Linked DNA regions of Homo sapiens: region 1 is linked to region 2. A link is a loop called in an ENCODE intact Hi-C map of the cell type or tissue named here. Cell type or tissue: gastrocnemius medialis. All regions are shown on one strand. Links, peaks and the distances in the headings refer to the core of each region. The heading gives the core; the rest is flanking DNA.

What was found. Hi-C counts contacts between places; a loop is a spot of excess contacts. Peaks named below come from ENCODE experiments on the same cell type or tissue, not always from the same donor. Only the 100,000 strongest peaks of a DNase experiment are listed, where the experiment ranks them.
Region 1: a loop joins it to region 2, with 2.2 times the contacts of the local background. A loop is called at or near these places in 11 of 110 quality-filtered maps.

What each region holds. Positions count from the first base shown.
Region 1 is chr1:212,923,681-212,926,589 of GRCh38, reverse strand. No RefSeq gene overlaps it. Among named protein-coding and RNA genes, the nearest start is that of VASH2, 25 kb to the left of the region's middle. In gastrocnemius medialis, for the core only: no CTCF peak of the experiment used is centred there; a DNase peak (open chromatin) is centred at 1,716; H3K27ac peaks cover 695 bases.
Region 2 is chr1:212,981,104-212,984,012 of GRCh38, reverse strand. All of the region lies in intron 7 of VASH2 (vasohibin 2), which reads right to left. Among named protein-coding and RNA genes, the nearest start is that of VASH2, 32 kb to the right of the region's middle. RefSeq lists enhancers at 2,022-2,171, 2,282-2,501. In gastrocnemius medialis, for the core only: no CTCF peak of the experiment used is centred there; DNase peaks (open chromatin) are centred at 1,412 and 1,832; H3K27ac peaks cover 376 bases.

The sequences.
Region 1 (2,909 bases), core at 320-2,819, 58 kb after region 2:
GTTGTCTGCACAGGGGTGTGGCAAACTGGAGAGGGCAGTCCCCCTTAGAAAGAGACAGCCTCCAGCCAGGCGCCGTGGCACACGTCTGTAATCCCAGCACTTTAGGAGGCTGAGGTGGGCAGGTCAACTTGAGGCCAGGAGTTAGAGACCAGCCTGGCCAACAGTGAAATCCTGTCTCTACTAAAAATATAAAAAATTAGGCTGGGCATGGTGGCGCACACCTGTAGTCCCAGCTACTCAGGAGGCTGAGACACGAGAATCACTTGAGCCTGGGAAGTGGAGGTTGTAGTGAGCCGAGATCATGCCACTGCACTCCAGCCTGGGTGACAGAGTGAGACCCTGTCTCAAAAAAAAAAAAAAAAAAAAAAAAAAAAAAGAGATGCAGCCTCTAGTCAGCGTCAACCAATCGCTGGCCAAGTGCCTCATGTTCTCAGAGCTACACTTTTTCAAGACATCTGGATCTTTTTAGGAAGTATTTAGGTTTTTCAACTGTTAGCAAGAAATTCCATCACAAAACAGTGTACAAGCCAATGAAGACACATCTATGGGACATCTCAGTGTGCAGTGGCCACTTTGTCCTTTCTGGGCTAGATTATTTTTCTATACACCTTTCTCTTCCTGCCTCTTCCCTCAGCCATCATTCTCTGCTTTCAGTATCGTCCTTCCTTCCTTCCTTCCTTCCTCCTTCCTTCCTTCTTTCCTTCCTCCTTCCTTCCTTCCTTTTCTTTCTCTTTCTTTCTCTTTCTCTCTCTTTCTCTCTTTCTTTCTCTTTCTTTCTTTCTCTTTCTTTCTGTCTCTCTCTTTCTCCCTTCCTTTCTTTCTCTTTCTTTCTTTCTTTCTTTCTTTCTTTCTTTCTTTCTTTCTTTCATTTCCTTTCTTTCTTTCTTTCTTTCATTTCCTTTCTTTCTTTCTTTCATGGAGGCTCACTCTGCTGCCCAGGCTGGAGTGCACTGGTGTGATCTCGGCTCTCTGCAGCCTCCGCCTCCCAGGTTCAGGTGATTCTCCTGCCTCAGCCTTCCAAGTAGCTGAGATTACAGGTGCCCCCCACCACGCCCAGCTGATTTTTGCATTTTTAATAGACATGGGGTTTCACCATGTTGGCCAGACTGGTCTTGAACCCCTGACCTCAGGTGATCCGCCTGCCTCGGCCTCCCAAAGTGCTGGGAGTACAGCCGTGAGCCACCATGCCCAGCCATGATTGGCAAAGTTCTAAAAGGCAGCAGGGGATGTTCTACTCAGCCCAAGGGAATGGCTGGGAGGTGAAGAAATTGTCAGGAAACCGTGAGAGCAGCAGTGATCTCAGCCCTGGAAGATAGGCACAAAACAGCCTCCTCCTCTGCTCCTGAGGGATTGGGAGGCATAATCAGTAAGAGTGTTTGTAATAACACACTCAAAGTCCTACTCACTGCTTAACAGCTGCGTGCAGAAATTCCAGTGGCTCCATTTTTAGTTGGGGCTAATGAGGGTTAAAAACTCTCCAGGCTGCCCAAAATACCCTCAGCAAGGCTCCCCAAGAGGGGTTTTATTTACCACACTGCTGATTAAGGAACAGTTTATCTACTCTGGATCATCTTTCACCAAAGCCTTTATCAGTGTGTTGTTTTGGCTGCTGATGGTTTGTTTTATTTTTTAAATAAATGAGAACAGATTATTTGTGTTCCAAGGCCATGACTCAAGTTAGCTGTTTGCCAGCTGTGAGGGAGACAGAGCCGGATCCTCTGGGGCCAGCCCTCCCTTTGCAGAGCTGGAGGGAAGTCACAAGGATGAAGGAGTGAAAAATGAGGAGTCAAAAATTCACTTATTTCCAGGTCTTGCTGGGGAGCAGCTCAGTGGGGCAGTGATGATCTGGGGAGGACTAGCCCAAAGAAGAATGAACGGGCTAGAGGCCAGGTGGAGGAAGGAAGGCCAGAAACAAAGTGGCAAGGGACAAAGAGGTAGAGCAGAGGGAGGCATCCAAGGAGGTGCATCATCGGAGACTTCTCCAAGAAACGGAATACATCAATGCACAGGATTTTATTTTATTTTTCAGATGGAGTCTCGCTCTCTCACCAAGCTGGAGTGCAGTTGCACGATCTTGACTCACTGCAACCTCTGCCTCCTGGGTTCAAGCGATTCTCCTGCCTCAGCCTCCCGAGTAGCTGGGACTACAGACACGTGCCACCACGCCCAGCTAATTTTTGTATTTTTAGTAGAGACGGGGTTTCACCATGTTGGCCAGGATGGTCTCGGTCTCTTGACCTCATGATCCACCCACCTTGGCCTCCCAAAGTGCTGGGATTACAGGCTTGAGCCACCGCCCCCAGCTATGCACAGGATTTTAAAGGGAGGACAGAACTGAGCAGAGGGGAGGACCTCAGTGAAGCTGCACTTTCTGCTGGATTCAAACTAAATCTACTCTGGGCAGATCAAGGAAAAGCTTGAAGGATGTGACTTAAGGAAGAACTTTCTACTGAAAGAGCCAGGAGACCCTAAAATGCATTTTCTGAACAGATAATGGAGATGCCTTTTGGGTAGAGAGCAGCACTCACTGGATTTGGGGTCAGCCCTGTCAATAACCCATGGAGAATCCTGGGCATGCCCCTCCCCTCTCTGAAGTTGGGTCCATAAAAGGAGGGGACTGAAAGACATCCCTTCTTCTAAAGCTTGGCCGCACATTAGCATCACCTGGGAGCTGCTAAAAATCCCCATGCTTAGGCTGCAACCTAGACAGTTTCTATCAGAATCTTTAGGAGTGGGGTCCACAGCTGGAATACTGTACATGATCAAGTCTGAGACTTGCAGAGCTAGATGGTATCTAAAGGTCTCCATCAGCCCTGACATTCATTAAGTTTTTTTTTTTCTTTTTTTGAGACGGAGTTTCACTCATGTCGCCCAGACTGGAATAAAGTGGTGTGATCTCAGCTCACTGC
Region 2 (2,909 bases), core at 119-2,618:
CGGGGTTGATACTGGTACTGTCCATTTTATAGAGGAGATAATGGAGGTACTGAAAGGTAGGGAATTTGCTCAAAGCAAAGTCATGCAGTTAGCAAGTGTTGGAGCCAGAGTTGGTCCCCAGAATCTAGAGCCCACACCCTGAACCACAATGCAAACTTCACCCTTCCTCTGCCACCTCAAAGCATCTTTCCAAGCATCTGAGAAGGACACCATGGCCACTCCTGCCTCTGCACCTTGGCTTATGCTGTCTCCTGTCTAGAATGCTCTCCCCAACATCTCCACATCCTTAGAAGGCAATCCCAAATGTCACTAACCTCAGGAAGTATTTTCTGACTCCCTACCATCACAATCCACTACTTGCTCTGTATGCTCTGGCATTTTCTTTGGTACATTTGCTATGGCTTAAATGTGTCCCCAAAAGTTCATGGGTTTGGAAACTCGATCCTCGGTGCAGTGGGGTTGGGAGGCAGGGCTTAGTGGGAGGTGTGTGGATCCGGGGGCATCACCCTCATGAATAGATTAGTATTTTCTCAAAAGTGGGTTCTTATAAAAGGATGACTTTGGCCCCTTTGCACACTTGTGCTTGCTCTCTTTCTTTCCTCTCTCCCTCTCTTTGCCCTCTGTCATGGGACAGTGCAACAAGAAGGCTCTCACCAGATGTCAGCCACTTGATCTTGGGTTTCTCAGCATCCAGAACCATGGGCCAATACATTTCCTGTTCATTATAAAGGACTCAGTCTCAGGTATTCTGTTACAGCGACACAAAATGGACTAAGACAACATCTGTTCCAGAATCCTGCCAATTCATAATCATTACACCTGCCTCAGAGACTGTGAACAATTTGAAAGGAGGGACCAGGGAAATTCATCTATGAATCCCACTGTGGAATACGTACTTATCAATCAAATTCTCACTAACATGTAAATGGATGATAGTGAATCATCTGTTACCTTTATCATGGGATATTTTATTTTAGAGACAAAGTCCTAAGCCAGGAATTCAAGTTACCATGACAACATTTTCAGAATTAACAAGCAGGAAGAACATTTATTTTCCGTATTGGAGTGGGTTTGCTTTACCCCTGAAAGCCATGTGGGGAACCTGCCTACTCATTAAGCTGAATGCATCAACAGCTTGAGTGCTTCCAAAGGAAAGGGACTAGGTCATCTTCTTCTTCTGTATCCCCACCCCTGCCACCTTCCACTAAGTACCCAGAACCCAGGAGAAGAAAAGGGCTAATACTGACAGAAAATGAGCTAAACTGAGATTCCTGGTGAACTGCCCAGAAGATGAAATCCTTTTCTTTTACAGCAACCGTGGCTGCAATCTCCTTGGCTGGCATAGGGCAGAAGTAGGTTATCACAGCATGCCACCTGCCTGTGGGGCCCAGCCAGAAATGTCATTCAGTCCTTGCCAGCTCATCTCAGGGCCAGAGCTGGGTGAGCTATTGTGTATAGAGAGGACTCTTCCAAGTGCTCCCCCAGCTCTAATTAGAATATTGCAAGGGGGTTTATTTTTAAGAAACACGAGCACTAGGATGATGATTCAGCCGGGTCTGCACTTGCCCAGAACCTCTCATCGGATCCAGGGTTATTATTTTAGACTAATATATTTCTCCAACCCCACCTCCCTGCCATCCTCCTCCAAACAAGGCAAAGAAATGAAAGAATTTTCTTTTTTCAAGGTTCTCCGGCAACATTTTGTTTTAGGGGAAAAAGAGTAGAAAACTTTACTTTGACTCACTTTGCAGGAGAAAGGATATCCACATGCACAGACAGTCCCAGCCTCACCTGTTGTGACGTAAATGGACTCAGAGTGAACTAGGGTGAAAGCTTGATGGCCTGGCCCCAAGGCTACACTTAACCCCAATGACAGGTCTGCATTCCCGGAGCCAGCTGGACGGAGGGTGCTCAAAGCAGGAGGTAGGCTAGGGAGAACAGGGTGGTGGTTCCACAGAGAAGTTATTCTGTCAAAAATCCTACTACTCTCTGCCACTGCTATCTCAACTTTGACAGCTGCACACCAAGTCCTTCACACTCTGAGGCAGCCTCAGTGCAGAGGAGGAGCTCGGCCTGACCAGATGGTGCCATCTGTGCAGCCACAAGAAGCCTCAGAACCAGAAAGTGATGGAGTGGAGACATGACCACATCCCAAGGCTGAACATGCATAGGGGTGTATCTGGGAGAGATGAGGTTTAAGAAAAGAAACAGGACGAGGAGAGGAAGTTCACAGGGTTCCCTCAACCACCCAGTCTCTCTTCCGCACCTCTGACTGAGGGCCATGTCTGGGTACGTGTGCCGGCAGGTGCTCACCCTCACACAGAAACACAAAGGCCAGACTGGCGGTACAGCCTGCAGGCTCGGGAGTCCAGGAAGGGAAGTGTGGGAAAAGTGCCACTGTAAACGTTAGACTCTTAATCCCGGATGTTAAGAATGTGGAAGAGATTAAACCAGGGGTGCTCTTGGCCCAGCATTTACAAGTTTAAGCAAAGACCCCAGGGCCACCCTTCTTGTGGAGTCTGGCCAGAATCAGGTCAGACCAGGCCCCGATTTAGGATTCACGGCCGGTCTGGGTAGGCCGCAGAGGCAGAGCATGGCCTCAGCTGGACGGACACAGGGAAAGGGAAGCTTCATTCACACCTGTCACCTTCATTCCAGGCCAGTCCGCTCCTCCCTCACATTCCTTGCTTCCCCTGATGGAAAGCACCGGTGCTGGCAGCTGCCAGGGCAGACAGCTGATGTTGCTATGTAAACAGAGGCCTCAGCCAAGACGGATTCGGCCCAGAAGAGATTTTTCAGCCGGTGCCCATCCCTTTGAGCCCTCCCCAGGCAGGAGACTCTGGCCATAGGCCAACTGTTGGAGATTCCAGGGCACAGTTTCCAGGCTCTGATGTCACTTCTCCTTTCCG